2 separate regions of the Homo sapiens genome follow, and region 2 is linked to region 1. Evidence: read pairs that join two places in POLR2A ChIA-PET (ENCODE). Cell type or tissue: Panc1. All regions are shown on one strand.

Evidence for each region. Peaks named below come from ENCODE experiments on the same cell type or tissue, not always from the same donor. Only the 100,000 strongest peaks of a DNase experiment are listed, where the experiment ranks them.
Region 2: POLR2A ChIA-PET joins it to region 1 with 5 read pairs; 2 of 35 experiments call an interaction of 5 or more read pairs at or near these places.

Annotation. Positions count from the first base shown.
Region 1 is chr6:2,656,855-2,664,854 of GRCh38, reverse strand. MYLK4 (myosin light chain kinase family member 4) reads left to right here. Exons shown (of 13, transcript NM_001012418.5): 13 at 1-1,218. Among named protein-coding and RNA genes, the nearest start is that of LINC01600, 26 kb to the right of the region's middle. In Panc1, no CTCF peak of the experiment used is centred here; a DNase peak (open chromatin) is centred at 4,734.
Region 2 is chr6:2,385,427-2,393,426 of GRCh38, reverse strand. All of the region lies in intron 4 of GMDS-DT (GMDS divergent transcript), which reads right to left. Among named protein-coding and RNA genes, the nearest start is that of GMDS-DT, 140 kb to the right of the region's middle. In Panc1, no CTCF peak of the experiment used is centred here; no DNase peak of the experiment used is centred here.

The DNA.
Region 1 (8,000 bases):
CAAACTTTGGACGAGACTCTCATCTGAACTAACTTGGGGAAACAATTTCTAGGTTGAAGCTGGTAACACTCATGTCTGTTGAGTGCCATAAGTTTGTTTTCAGTTATTTCCTCTAACTTGATATTAATTTGCTTTCTTTCCTCAAAAATGTAAGTAGGCATGTTGCCATTGTTGTGGCTTGCTTTGATGTATGTTTGGAAAGATGTGTGAATACTTAATTTTTATCCATTTTATGGAAATTAGCTTAGCAATTTTTTTTTCTCTTTTAAGAATCAAAATATGGATTTGATACTAGGAACAGAATCTGCTCTTTATTTCATTCCTTTTTTGTCTCTTCTGCTTCCTCTGCCCCTCCCCCAGCCACGCAGCACGGGTGCCAGTGTGCATGCGTGTGCTGGGGGCCAAATGACAGAACCCCGGTTGAAAGTCCGCTTGTAAAAGCACAAGTGAGAGGCAGCATCAGGCCCCTGGAGGGCTGTGGTCCTCGGACTCGGTTCTTTCCTGTCCCCTGGCCGTCCTGTCATCCCTGTGTGCTGCAGCATCACCACGGCCTACTTCCCAATATCCACAAAGCTTCGCCTTTGCTTTTGCACTCTCTTTTACATTTTTTTACTTCTTTCCTTTTTCTTAAGTTCGGATCCAAGTTTGTCTTCTTATCCATCACCATGCTCCCTGAAAGCCTTTTTGAGATTAAGAAATTTTCTTACCAGGAGGCAACTTTCCGTCTGTCCTAAAGGGAAGTGGGTGCTGGATTTATTAGATATTGGGTTCCTGGATTAAGATGACTTCCTCACATAGCTTGGAGTCTGCAGTTTCTCAGTTAGAAGTGTTCTATATTTCTTTTTGCTCCATTTTAGTGCGCTGTGCTTTGTATAAGTGGTCTTTCTATGGGCAGTTTCACCTTCCATGAAGGCTTATAACTCAACCACTACTACCCATTCAGAAGAGCAGAAAGCATCTGCTGTGTGAGCGTTCATATGTTACCTAATGTGTATTTTGCTGTCGTCTCAGCTGATAGATGTCAGTGAGTCTTTCTGACTAGGTTTATTGGTGTTGATAAGAAATTAAAAAAAGGATTCATAACGTGGTGATTGTGTCTATCATGTATATTTTAAATTTCTGAACGTACTTTCATTTAGCTGTTTTTCTTTGCTTTCTAAAGATGTATAACAATCATGTATATGTATTATATTGAAGAATAAACATGGACCTTATTTATCTTTTGATTAATGGGCTCAATCATTCAAAGACATTGCAGTAGTCTGTTCTCGCATTGCTATGAAGAACTACCTGAGATTGGGTAATTTATGAAGAAAAGAAGTTTAATCGGCTCATGGTTCTGCCAGCTGTCCAGGCTTCTGCTTCTGAGGAGGCCTCAGGAAACTTGCAACTCCATAGAAGAAGGTGAAGGGGAAGCAGGCACTGTCTTCACATGGCCAGAGCAGAAGAGAGAGAGAGAGAGACAGACAGCGAAGGGGGAGGTGCTGCACACTTTCAAACCACCAGATCTCATGAGAACTCACTCATTACACACTTTCAAACCACCAGATCTCGTGAGAACTCACTCATGACACACTTTGAAACCACCAGATCTCGTGAGAACTCACTCATCACAAGAACAGTAAGGGGGAAATCCACCCCCATGATGCAGTCACCTCCCACCAGGCCCCTCCTCCGACAATGGGGATTACAATTCAACATGAGATTGGGCAGGGACACAGAGCCAAACCATATCAGACGTGGACTTGGCAAATACAATGCAAACTCCTTTACTTCAGGTCTAACATGTCAATTCCTGTGACATTCAGAACCCAAGCTACCTAAAAGAGCCTCACACTTATAGGGGCCCCAGCGCAGTCCACGGTGACACTGGCCAGCCACGTCGGGGAAAAACAACTCTCCCATTTGAAAACATGGTGGTTCCAATGTACCAAGACAAGGTTCAGGGTGTTTTTTTTCCCCTATTAATACAAAAATATTGACTGAGATTTATGTAAAGTGTCTAGTTTCAGAGGGTGTTTAATAAATTATTAAGGCAATTAGTAGCAATTCAACCCTATTCATGTCCGTTAGTGATTATTCCTTAAGCACTGAAAAGTGTCTGCTTCCAAAGTCCCAACACTGAAGGACCTCAGTATAAAGCGGCCACCACAGGCCACAGGATCACTTTCTGGGCCTGTTTCTTGTCTGGAGACGGGACTGTTCTGTCCCAGGCCTGCATGTGAGTCTGTGGTTGACACCTGGATCTAGGCCAACGCTCCTCTCTCAGCCCAGCAGTGGTCAGCTCTCCCAGCGGCAACAAGACCCCCCACCCTGGTGGGGCTTGAGGCAGGCCCACTGGATTTTCCATTGCCCATGTTGCAAGCAGTGGGGAGGGATGGAGCTTTGTGTTCTCACATGAAGCAATCTCGTCTTGAATCTAGTCTTTTCCCACTCAAACTTCTAGGTGAGGCATTCTGACATCTTCCCCAAAGTGAGGAAACCTTCTTGGCCCTCCCTCCATTATTGGTGCAGTTCTAGCAGATGACCACACCCTTTCTCGGGAACAGATTCTCAGTGCTGGAGTTTCAGAGCCTGCGACTCAGAGAGAAGGGTCAGCCATCTTCTTCCTCCCTGGCCCTTCTTGGCCTCTCCCGGGGTAAGGTGCATTGCAGGGGGTCTCCCTCACCATGCCCACAGAGGGAGGCGCTGAACCCCTTCACCACTCGCCTCCCCACTCCCCATTTGGAAAGGGGACACCAGTCCCACCCCATGATCCGGAGCCATTAGGAAGACTGGTTCTCGGTCCTCGCCCTTCAGTCATTCCTCTCTCCCACTCCTAATTTAGGGTTTCCCTGAGAGCTTGTAATCAGCGCTCTCCAAACAGCACTGTGGGGACATAGGATCTCATGAAAGATACTCATCTGAATTTGGCTGGCTCAGGACCTCAGAGCTCACATGGTTATTACTAGAGACCTCCAAAATATTCTAATACAAGTCTAGCATCCAGTGTGTCAGAGAGAATGGGCTCTTCTGGCAGGATACACTCCCACCCCCTGGGCACCTCCCTGGCCACTTTCCCAGTCCACCCTGACAGACACAGCCCCCCCCGACAAGGGTGCAGCTTCCTGGCATCCCCCAAGAGGCTGGCCCTCAAGGGAGCAGCGATGCTGTATTTCCTGGAGTCCCTGTCAGGCTAATGCTGCATGCATAAGCCAGGCAGAAGCGCAGAGGTGCCCACCACTCAGCCTTGCTCAGACAGACTCAGGTCAACTGTCTATCACAACTATTAGAATCTTCTCCGGAGCCATGGGAAGTGAAGGCAACAGATCTCCCCCCAGCCCCCACCATCTGCCTGCTAGGTGGTGTTTGGTACAATGAGGGCAAGGTTGAATTCTGCCAGGCTGACTTCTGCCACACACCCAAATGATGAGTAGTCAGGACAGCCACAGTTAGACAAACTGTTGGGGGAGCCTAGTGAAGCCTCCGCTCTCTGGCCTTTTAGCCCCCTCTGACAGCATCTTGCATGAAAGGTTGACTCCTGCCTTGTGCACTCAGGAGACCATGTTTTTCTCAGTCACCAGTTCACAGTTCATGGCTGGGTCAGTCCTGATGATATCCTACACTCTCTTTTCATATTCTACTAAATTATACTAGGATATTATTTATCAAATCACTAATAGCTACTGATGTTTAAGTACTTTACTATGTTTCTAAGCTCTTTCTCCATGTTACCTCCTTTAATACTAACAAGCCAGCGAGACAGTTAAACCCAATTTACAAATAAGCCCCTGATAGTGAAGTTGAGTAACAGACCCAAGGACATATAGCAAATCAGTAGAGGAACTGCAATTTTCATCCGGTGAGTCTGACCCGAAAGCTCATGCCCTTTACCCACAGGAACAGTCTCTCACACTTCAATGTGCGTAAGAATCACCTGTGGATCTTGCTAATGAAAAGATTCTGATTCAGAAGTTCTGGGCGGGGCCTCAGACTCTTCCTTTTTAATAAGCTCCAGGTGACACAGCTCTGGCAATATCTGTTCTGAGTGAAGCTTGCAATTCTGATCACAAAGTCCAGCTACCTGTCTAGTAGGATCAGATGACAGCATCCCCTATAAATGGCTGGACATAGGACTCCATGGAATTCTAAGGCCTGGGACCTCTCCCAAGACCATAGGCTCCCGAGCTTGCCAGATTCTTATTATATTAAAATTATGTTATTATTATTATTACATTTTTATTATTCATTTCAGGGTGCAGGTATCTGTACAACATTTCTAGTGCATTCAAACACTTTAAACTCTATTAATATTTCACAAATTTTAAAAAACTTATTTTTTATAATTTTCCAGTGTTAGACATAAGGAGAGAAGATGAGATTGTAAAACCCAGTCTGCTTATGCTAATTTTAGATGCTACCTACCAGCTGCTGGAGTGTACCTTCTTGATGAAGTTGACATTCTTTAAATGCTAACTAACTTCTGTGCCAGAGCATTTTATAACAAACCATGGACAAACTCATCCTGTTTGCCACAGCACCTCGCACAATCCTTCCTGAAAAAAGCTCTTCAGCTCTGCCTTTGGCCCCTCAGGTAGCGGGTTGAGGAACACACAAGTCCCTGAGAATGGGCCACACATCTCTTTGCTCTTCTTTCACTCCCGTGAAGGCTTGTTCCCCCAAAATACACATCTCAGAAAGCCCATCAGGCCTGTCTGAATCCCTGCCCTTTACCTATAGTGCCTGTCTGCTTTCTAGAGTCAGCTGGCACCCATGAGTCACCACAGAACCATTCCATACGAGCACTTGCTGTCATTCTTAACAGTCTGATGATGCAGGCCCCTCAAGCAGCTATGAAGCAGCAAGGAAGGATCTAGGGCCATGCCCATCCCTTCCAGAGGACTGGCCCTTCTGAGTTCCCATTTCTCTTAAAACTAAGATCTCACGATTTTCTGTGGAGAGCTGAACTAGTGATGAGCAAATACCCTCCTCAAGTAACCGTCTGGCTCCTTCTTCTCCATCCCTCATCCCCCATTTCGTTGTTGGGGGCCCTGGCTGGGATACACTCATACTTCATAGATCTCACTGGACTTCATCATTGGTGTACTGGACTGCTGTGTTTTTCTTCTCCAGTCTCCTCCACACTGATGATCTTTTTATTTTTAAAAGACAAATCTAATCAGATAACTTTAAAGGTCAGAAACTTAGGCTCAAAAAATGTTGAATTTCTTAGCGTCATGTTTAAGATGCCTGTTCATGCAGCTGGCCTTACTTTTCAATGTCATTTGCCAGATGTTTCCCATCCTGCTCCACACTAAAGACACAGGAATGATGTCCTAGGCCTCCAGCAGGGTCCTAATACGGCATCCCTAGCCCAAGTTGGCCTACAGATGTGGATCTTTTCGGACACCATGACTGCTGAAATTTCGGATTTGAATGCCTTTAGAATATTCAGGCACTAACAAAGGCTTCGGAACAATTTGTAGTGTTATTTCTCTTTATCACAACTAGTGCCAACAAAGACCGTGACTGAGACAGGAGGATCCATTTCCCAGATGGCTCGCTTGCATAGCTGGCAAATTGATGCTGAGGTGGTTGGCAGGAGGCCTCCCTTCCTCACCAGGTGGACCTCTCCATAGGGCTGATCGTGTGACAGCTGGCTTCTCAGAATGAGTGATCGAGGAGAGAGTAAGACAGGAATCTCCACGTTTTTATGTCCTAACCCCAAGCAGCCGTCACACTCTCTGATTTCCATGATGCCCTATTCAGTGTGGGAGGGGACTATACAAGGTACGAAAAACAGGAAGTGAGAATCACTGGGGACTACTTTGTAGGTCAGTGATCATTGTCTATCCCCAGCTCCCCAATGACACATGTCCTTCTCCATGCAAGGCACGGTCACCCACTCCTGGATCCACCCTCTGGACTCTCGCTTTCACCTTCTGAGTCATTCTCCCTTTTCCATGAAGGCTAGTCTCTGCATGTGGCAGTGTAGGTTTCTCAACTTACTTCCTGCTGGTGGAATAGTTTGGGAGGACAAAGGCCTCTTTTCTCTTTGTGGTTGTTGCCTGTGTCAGTCCAAACTGGTGGTGCTTCAAGCAATGTAAATCAAAACTTTCTAGACCTCCTGCGAATTTTACTGAGGTTCACTTCATTAGAGAAGGACTGCACTCACCATTCAAGATAAGCTCTTCTTTACCTTGGACTTCTGCTGGGCCTGTTGAGGGCCAACACCCTTAAACACCTTGGAAGCCCTATTGTTTGACTGAATAATTCTCTAATGCACTGTCTTGAATATTTCTGAAGTCTTAACAAATAATTTTAAATTCTTGGCTTCATGTTTAGACCATGTTTTCTTTAGCGTGTCCTGGATTTGATCTTTACCTGGAAGTCATTTCTTAATTGTACCATCATTTGTTGTCCCTAGAGGTTGGAATTTTTTTTAAATATATTTTTTCTTTAAAAGTCCTTCCTTTAGTTTATCTCTTTCTTCTCACATTTTATTATAAGCAGCAAAAAGAAACCTGGAAGAGTTTCAGCACTCTCTGGAAACATCCTTAGTTAGATCACACAATTAATTAGGTAAATTTTCTACTTTCTCTATTATTGCAGATGACAGTGTTGCTAAACTTTCTACCACCAATATAACAAAAATCTTTTTTCTGCAGTTTCAAATAAAATTTTCTTTACTTTTCTTCAAACTCTCACTCACAACCTCCTCAAAGATCATTAAGATGTCATGAAACACTCTTCAAGCCTCTTCAAGCTTTCACTAATACTTTTCTCAAAGTCTTTCCAGCTTATTTCCACAGCCTAGTTCCAATGTCTCTCCCACCTTTTAGGTTTTTGTTATGGTGGTACTCTTCTGAGTATTGTCAAATCCTGACAACATCAGTACAATAGTCTTGTTTATAATTCTCAAGCTTTATACATCCTCTTCTCTTTGTCTAAAATATTTTCCACTAATCTTACCTGACAAACACCAAAATCGCACCATCCTTCCCAACCCGGGGTAAAGTCCTGATGTCCTTATCCATCTCCTATTAATATAGGTTACTTTAATAGCATTTGTCACATTATTTTCTAACATTATGCTTTTTAATTTTGTCCTGGCTTCCCTCCCCACCATAAATTCTTTGAGTACAGAAATTGGGGTATTATTTTTGGCATATTCATCCGTTTTCCCCCCAAGTCTCAACAGAGACATTCTTTGAGTGCATATCTTTATTTTGCTGAATTTGAAATGAGAACATTTCAACACTACTAGCAAGACTTATTGAATAAACTTCCAAACTGTTTAGAATTATTTTTTCTTTTGATTTAGACATTTTTGTTCTTTCCACGTCTCATCAGGTGATTGATAACAAAAGTACAGAATGTTATGAATAATGTTTTGTTTTCCATGTGTATCCACAATTTTAAAATAGTTCCTTTATATACATATGCTTTAAAATACATCAACTTGAGAACAACCTAACATGAAAATTCATAATTCTTGCTAATTAATGTCTGAACTTTCCCCCCCCCTCAATTATTTCACACACCTGTTCACAGTAAATTTTCTCAGCAATTTTCATATCATATTAATACTACCCAGAACTTGGACGCACACCTGAAGTTTTTCTGAATTTTAATTATTTTCAAATTAATTTTAATATTCTGGATAATTTCAAGCTAACCCATATGTTTAATAAAATTGAACTTTATATTTCAAAAAATGATGAAGTATTCCTAAGGTTTCAAAAGATCATGTATGGTCTGCTTTTAGAAATGCTTTTAAAATAGTTTAAAAAAAAATTCTTTCACCTTCCTATTTGTCCCAAATCTTATTGTTTCATGATTAACTTAGCAGCTTGTCTTGTGTGCAGTAGCTCACAGATTTCCAAGATGAAACATGGTTTTCGCTACCCTGCCAAACCTACCTTCTGCCAACTTCCCTTAAGTCAGATTCCACGGTCTGGGTCACTCTTCTGCTGCAACAGTTTTCACTTTCCTTCTGCCTCACTCAACAGTTCTATCAC
Region 2 (8,000 bases), 270 kb after region 1:
ATTCAGGTCACCAGGGGAGTCTTGTCAAGATACAGATTCTGATCCTGTGGGTCTGGGCTGAGGCCTGAGCCTCAGCCTTTCTGACAAGCTCCCAGGAGATGCAGAGGTTGCGGGTCTTAGACCACACTTGGAGGAACCAGATGCAGTGTTGCACCCCTCTTCTATGTCCACGAAGTGTCCACAAGTGAGAGAAGGCCGAGTACAGAAAAAAGGAGAAGGAGGAAGACCAGTTTTTCCCTTCTGCAAAATGTTGTTCTGTCCCCTGATGCAGGGGTCCCCAACCCCTGGGCCGAAGACCGGTACCAGTCCATTGCCTGTTAGGAACCAGGCCACAGAGCAGGAGGTGAGCAGTGGACAAACATTACCACCTGAACTCCTGTCAGATCAGCGGTGGCATTAGATTCTCATCGGAGCTGGAACCCTATTGTGAACTGTGCATGGGAGGGATCCGGGTTGCACGCTCCTTATGAGAATCTAATGCCTGATGATCTGAGGTGGAACAGTTTAATCCTGAAACCAATCTATGAAAAACTGTCTTCCACAAAACCAGTCTCCACGGTCAAAAAGTTTAGGGACCACTGCCCTAATGTATACCTGACAATCAAGAAACCCACAGCCAAGAGCTTTGCTCCCATGAAAGCTCTTAACCAGCAACTAAATTCAGTTTCCATGTATCTGTCAGAGATCTTTTCCAGAACACTTGGGCCTCAACAGACTGGCCCAATTTTGCACTTTAGGAAATCAGCCTCCAGGAGTAAGAACTGGTACAACTCCCTTCCCCAAGATGAAACCCGAGGACACAGTGATAGTCACAACTGGGTCAGCCCAAAAGCTTGCATGTGGTCTGCCACACACACACTGGGAGAAAGCGAATGCTGCCTCCTTTAAGGACACCTCAGGGGCATCCAAGGTCATCCACGACAGCCTGATATGGGCCTTTCAGCTCATGACTTTCACCTGGGATTGGTTCTCATTTCTAAGTGGCACTTCCTCCCCCGTGGAGCTTTCTGGGGACACTTCATGGAAGGTGCGTTTTATTTTCATGGAGAGCATCGGGGTGAGTCTTGAGAGTGAGGTTAGGACTCTCAAGAGGGACATGGCAGGGATGTCTGGTGGCAGCTGAAGCTTCAGCCCCACACACAGGACCAGAAGTAACTCGGAGCACAGCCATATGCCAGGCCCGCCAGGAGCCAACACTGCCCCTCCTGCCCTCCTTTCCTGCATTTGGTTCCCTCCCTCTCTGTGGGCATCCTCCCTCTTCCCTACACCCAGAACGTGGAACTGGGAAGTGCCCGGCACAGACCCCATGCCCTCGTCCTTGGCATGAGCTCACCCTTCTTAAAGAAAACATGCAGTGCAGTGACCACCACTAAAAAGCATGGTGAAGACTGGGCAAGAGACATGATGTTTTCATCCTGAGTTTCCTCAGCCTGTTGCTGGAAACTTTAGGGAGTGATTCTTCCATGAAATCATCATCCATTCATTCAGCAAATACTGAGGACCTACTAGGCAGGAGGCACTTTGCTAGGCCTGGGGCTATGGAGATGAGTGTAACACAGTCCCTGGGCCTAAAGAATTTAGCATGTAGAGGGGGACAAACAGGGAGTAAACAGCGATGGCACATTCTCATAAGTGCCGTGAGAAAGGCATGTTCAGAGCAGAGAGGAGCTGGACGAGAGGGCACCCACAGTCACTGAGCACTCACTCTGTGCCAGACACTTTACATCCATTTCTTTGATGCTTTCCAATATTGTTCACATCACTGCTCATCTGGAAAATGAGAATAGCCCTGAGACCAAATGAGGTAAGCTCAGGAGGCCTCTCTTAGCTGGAGGCCCCCTGCCCCGGCTCCAGCCCATCTCAGCAATCCTAACCCATCCTCAGGTATGCTACTGTCCCATACAGCCAGGGAGGGATGAGTTACGTTACACCATCAACTCCTCACAACTCTAAAAATGGTGAAAGAAGGCTGCATGAGTGTAAGCAGCTGGTTCAAGCTGTCCCCGTTCATGAGAAATGAGATTGAGATGCCGACCCAGGCTTGTTCCACAGTAACAGGGTTCCCCGTTGCATTGCCCCCAGCTCTGCCTTGCTTGAGGAGTGGACACCAGGAAAGGGATCTGGACAAGGAGTTTCGCTGCAGGAGAAGGAAAGAGCAGAGATTTCCAAGCATAAGAAACAGCACGTGCAAACACACAGCAACATCAAACAAGTTTTTCCATATCCCAGATTAAGAACTGTGGAATAGTATTCATTTATGTGTGACAAGAATAAAAGGAAATTGTTTTGCTGAGATGGCTTAAAACCTGGATGACGGGTTGATAGGTGCAGCAAGACCCCATGGCGCATGTATGCCTATGTAACAAACACGCACATTCTGCACAACATGTATCCAAAACTTAAAGTAAAATTTACAAAAAGGAAATTATTGCAACACAGTTACTAATAATTGCTTCCCTCTTCACCTTTTAAATAGAAAGGACACTTTGCTCAGGCAGGTTAGCTTTTCAGTTCTGTTCCACTGACTAACAGATGGATTGGAGCATGTCAGATGCTGAAGGGCAGGCCTAATCCAGGTGAGATGGGTAGGTCAGGGGAGGGAAGGAGGAGAGTTTAGCAGGTGGGAACAGAGGAAGAATCATGGGGAACTGGAAGGGCACTGAGAAAGAGAGGGAGAAGTAGCCACAGAGGCTCTTGAAGAGATGTGGGGAGGTTTTGCAGGGTTCTTGTGTGTTGAACAGTCAAGAGACCCTCAGCCAAGGCCTAGCAGAGCCGTTCTGGGTGTTTAGATGTCCATGCTTGTTTCTCTGAGCCATATCACCGTGCTGAAAATGGCCTGGGGGCAAGTCTGTACACTTGAGTTGTACATTTGATCCACAAACTTGCTTTGGAGATCCTACTCCGTCCAACTGCGGTGCTGAGCAGCAGGAATACAGCCCTGTCATCCATGTGCTTCCGGTGAATCCAGGGCACAGACAACCAGCAGGTGCTCTGATGACAGGGTGAGGCCTTTCAGACAAAAGGGACAGCACACGGAATTATTCTTGACTCTTTCTGTGCTCACAGTCCACATCCAGTCCGTCCATGAACTATGAAGCTGTTTCCACTTTGGGGCCATGATGAATAACGCTCCTGTGAACACGAGTTTTTTGTGATGTGATGTTTTCACTTTTCCCGGGTGTGCAGCTACGAGTGGAGTTACTGGGTCACATGGTGCCTCTGTGATCTGTCTGCACATACTCCATATTTTACTTATTAATTTTAGTTCTATCCTATCCTGTTTTCTCACCTTTGCTAAAACGCAAACCTCATGAAGGCAGCAAATTGTTTTCTGTTTTGTTTGCTGCTATATCTCCAGTGCTTAGAAAATAAGTCCTCAGTAAATATTTCTGGAATAAATGACTGAATAAATGTACAGAGGCCTGAGGGTGAAACATCCTTTTGTATTCAGGAAGCTGCAAGTCACTCAGGATGACTGGATTGTAAGATACAGGGGCTTAAAGGGCAATGCTGAGGTTGTGCATAGGGAACAGGTGAACTTACCAAGAACCATGGGCCTTAGGCATGCTCTCTTAACCAGGAGAGCAACCAGATCCATGGGGGCAATTTGTGTTGCAGGTTGTGGGATTCCAGCTCAAGTTAGCCTAAGCAAAAGAGGGATTCTATTGGTTCCCAAGACTTAAGTTCAAGGTAAGCAGTTGCTTCACCCCCTGTGAGATCCAGAGATGAAGATGATTCTCTTTCTCCCTCCTCTTCCCTTTCTCTTTCTCTCAGTCCCTTCTTTTCTCTCCCTCTCTCCTGTGGCCCCTCCTCCACTTTCCACTTTCCTGAATTCATTTGATTCCTGCCTGAGTTCTCTCCTCGCAGTGGCAAAATGGTCAGTGGAAGTTCCAGGCTTTCATCACCCCTTCAGCCTCCAGCACACCCAGAAAAACCAGGGTGCCCACTCTTTCCCCCACATCCGTGGGCATCTCCCGGAAGGTCTTTGATGAACCCCAGTTAGGTCTGAATCTTGTGCTGGATGAGTCACAGGGACACTATCCAGCCACAGTGGCTGGTCCCAGTAGTTGAGGGACCCTGAGAATTGTGTGGAATGTGGTGATGGGGAGTGTGCATGCGGGTGCACACATATAGGGTATTTGTGTGTGTGCACCGTGTACATGCAGGGGTGTATGTGTGTATGTGTATTAGGGTCTGGGTGTGGGTGTGGGGTGTGTTCAGGGAGTGTGCATACACGCATGGGTGCCTGGGTATGTGCACGTGTTTGTGTGTACGTGGAGTGTGTGTTTGTGTGTGCATGGTGTGTGTGCATATGTATGCACTGGTATGTGTGCATACATGGGGTGTGTGTGCATATGTGGAGGTGTAGGTATGTGGGGAGTGTGTAGGTGTACATGTATGAGTGCATGTGCGTGTGTGTGAAGGTGTGTGTGTGTGTGTGTGTGTGTGTGTGTAGCAGTGGGGTTGGGGAGGAGACAGTCTCCAGAAGGAAAGTGGGGGCCTATTAGCAGCAGTGTAGGGATGGGGAGCTGGGCAGTCAAACCCTTCGAGTCCTGATGCAGAACCTAATCAGAGCTGTGTGGCTGATGGATGAAATGACAACTCAGCACGGATGGTGGCGAGGAGATGTGCAGAGGGACATTAAGAATGGGAGCACCTAGTGACAGATGACACATAAAACATGGCCCAAGCAACTCCTGGGGAGCTGGCTGAAGGGACTTGATGTGGCCCGATATCACAGAGTGAACTAAAGAATAATGGAATAGAAGCAGATCTTGTTGAATGGCTTTGGTTTCCTGGTTTTGTTAACACATATTCTGACTTACTTTCAATTTAAGTCGAAAGGACCTGCCTGAAAACTGTGATCAGTAAACAGCCTGGTCATCAGAGCCGCTGTAAAGGGACCGAAGACACACAGTCCCTTTCTCTTTGAGGCTCGAGCACTAACCCAGAAACTGGAGAGGGCATCCAACAACACAAAGTTCCCTTTAATACATATGCACATATTTTAGTGTATATGTATATATGTAATAAAGTGGAATGCAGAAAGCAGGTATTTACATACGCACATATTTTAGTGTATGTGTACATACGTAATAAAGTGGAACGCAGAAAGCAGGTATTTACATACGCACATATTTTAGTGTATGTGTATATACGTAATAAAGTGGAATGCAGAAAGCAGGTATTTACATACGCACATATTTTAGTGTATGTGTACATACGTAATAAAGTGGAAAGCAGAAAGCAGGTATTTACATACGCACATATTTTAGTGTATGTGTATATACGTAATAAAGTGGAATGCAGAAAGCAGGTATTTACATACGCACATATTTTAGTGTATGTGTATATACGTAATAAAGTGGAATGCAGAAAGCAGGTATTTACATATGCACATATTTTAGTGTATGTGTACATACGTAATAAAGTGGAATGCAGAAAGCAGGTATTTACATACGCACATATTTTAGTGTATATGTATATACGTAATAAAGTGGAATGCAGAAAGCAGGTATTGTCTCAAATTCAGAATGGTTACAATTGATCATTTTTTCAGTTAATAGGTAAAGTTGTTCTGGAGTACATGGGATAATGAAATATGTATAAAACAAATAGGAATGGGTTGGCAAAAACCAACCCAGTGAGGAGATAAGCACTGATGACATTAAGATGAGTAATTTATACCCAAGGCTGAGTAATTTATAAAGAAAAAGTGGTTTAATGGACTCACAGTTCCATGTGGCTGAGGAGGCCTCACAATCATGGCAGAAGGCGAAAGCATGTCTTACATGGAGGCAGACAAGACAGAATGAGAGCCAAGCAAAATGGGTTTCCCCTTATAAAACTGTCAGATCTTGTGAGACTTATTCACTACCACAAGAACGATATGGGGGAAACCACCCCCATGACTCAATTACCTCCCACCGGGCCCCTCCCACAACAGGTGGGAATTATGGGAGCTACAATTCAAGATGAGATTTGGGTGGGGACACGGCCAAACCATATCAGGTAGGTAGGTAGGTAGGTAGATAGGTAGATAGACAGATGATAGATAGATAGATGATAGATAGATAGATAGATAGATAGACCAATAGATAGATAATTAGTTTTCTGTAGTTACTGTAACAGAGTATCATAAACTGGGTGGCTTAAAACAACAGAAATCTATTCTCTCACAGTTCTGGAGCTAGAAATCAGAAATTCAGGTATCCACAGGACCACACTCCCCCAGAGCAGAGGCTCTAGGGGAGAATCCGTTCCTCCCCTCTTTCAGTTTCTGGTGGCTCTGGTGTTCCTTTGCTTGTGGCCACATCACTCCAATCTCCACTTCCGTAGCCATGTTCCTGCTTCCTCTTCTCTCTGTCTCTCCTCCAAGTGTCTCTTATAAGGACACTTGTCAATGGATTCAGGACCCACCCACCTAATCCAGGATGGTCTTCTCATCTTGAGATCCTTCCCCTGATTATGTCAGCAAAGACCCTCCTTCCTGAGAAAGTCACATTCAGAGGTTCCAGGGATCAGGATGTGGACATATCCTTCTGGGGAGTAGCCATTCAGCCCACCACAGGTAGACAGACACTAGATATGCCTCCTATTCATATATTAGATTTTATTACATTGCACTCTGTCCAGTTTTATTTTTCCCTTCTCTTAGTTTTGTAACTACTGCAACTTAAGCAACTGTGAGTTGCCTGGGTTCATTTTACCATATCATTTTGCGTCACAAGCTCACAAAAGACTACACTTTTGAAAAAATGATTGTCAAACCAGATGTGAGAACCTCACATGAGACACCCTATAATTCAAACCATGAGCCCTGCAGGCTGTGTTTCAAGAAGGACAGTCCTATAATAAAAATATTGTGTGTATTTCCCCTCGGCCTTCTACAGGTTCAGGTGCACGAAGACCTTGACACCTATGAGCCAAAAAGTTCCGGAACCTATTTGGGTGGACGTAGAGTGAGTACTTGCTTGAAATCTGTCTTTCTGCCAAGAAATAGTCACCATGCCCACAGCCCCAAAAGCATGTGGTTCTAGGTCACAGCCTGTCACATAAGGCATGTCTGTGGAAAACAGATTTTTACGAGTATCCCATTTCTTTAATCTTCCTTTCCTCCTTGTTGAAAAAAACTAAAAAAAGAAAGAAAAGTAATGTGTTTGTGCCAGTGGGAGAAGAATATTGATATTTTTTTCTGTTTAATTTCCAAAACGCAAAGTGCCTAAATAAAACTTGTGATTCTCTTTGCATCCCAGATTGGTTAGGGCGGAAGTTTGTTTCAATGAAAGTGTATTAAATAGTGGCTTAGTTGGCAGAAGGCAGCAAACCCAGAAGAAAGGGAAGAACATAAAAAGCACTGGAAAAGTAAGTGAAAAGTTTTTCTTTTTAAGTTTGTAGTAGGATAATATTTAAATATACAGGAGTTAAGTATAGTAAATATGTTTTTCATTTTAATTGATCAAACATCTCTCTTCATTGGTAACATATCCTCTTTCTTTCACTCAATGAAAATTCTGACTTGAGTTATAAAATAGCTAGTCATGATTTTTATTGCCATAGCTAGCCATATTTACGTCAATGTGCCACAATAAAACAGAGAGAAACGGTCATTTTTATGTGTAAAGAGAGTGAGCTTAAGCCATGTACCTCTCTCTGGCCACATTAGCATGCACTCGGCACAGCTACAGGGGCCTTACACGGCCCTCCTTGCACGGGAGACTCTAACATCTGGCTTACGTCTGTTTGGTCGGAAAAGTTTCTGTTTCATTTTATTTTTCACTTTATGCTGATACTTTTTGGCTTTTCCAAAAGTATTCTTGGGTTTTTAAAATATATATAGTATGGCCTCAAGTAGTTCCATATTTATTCATACACTGATGTAGCCAAGTTACATGAAGAGTGAAGGAAATGCTTCAAGAGAAAACCGCATCTTACCTCTCGTTTTTTTACTGAATATTTTGGACAAAGAGAATTTTTTTATACCAAGAACTGTATAAGTA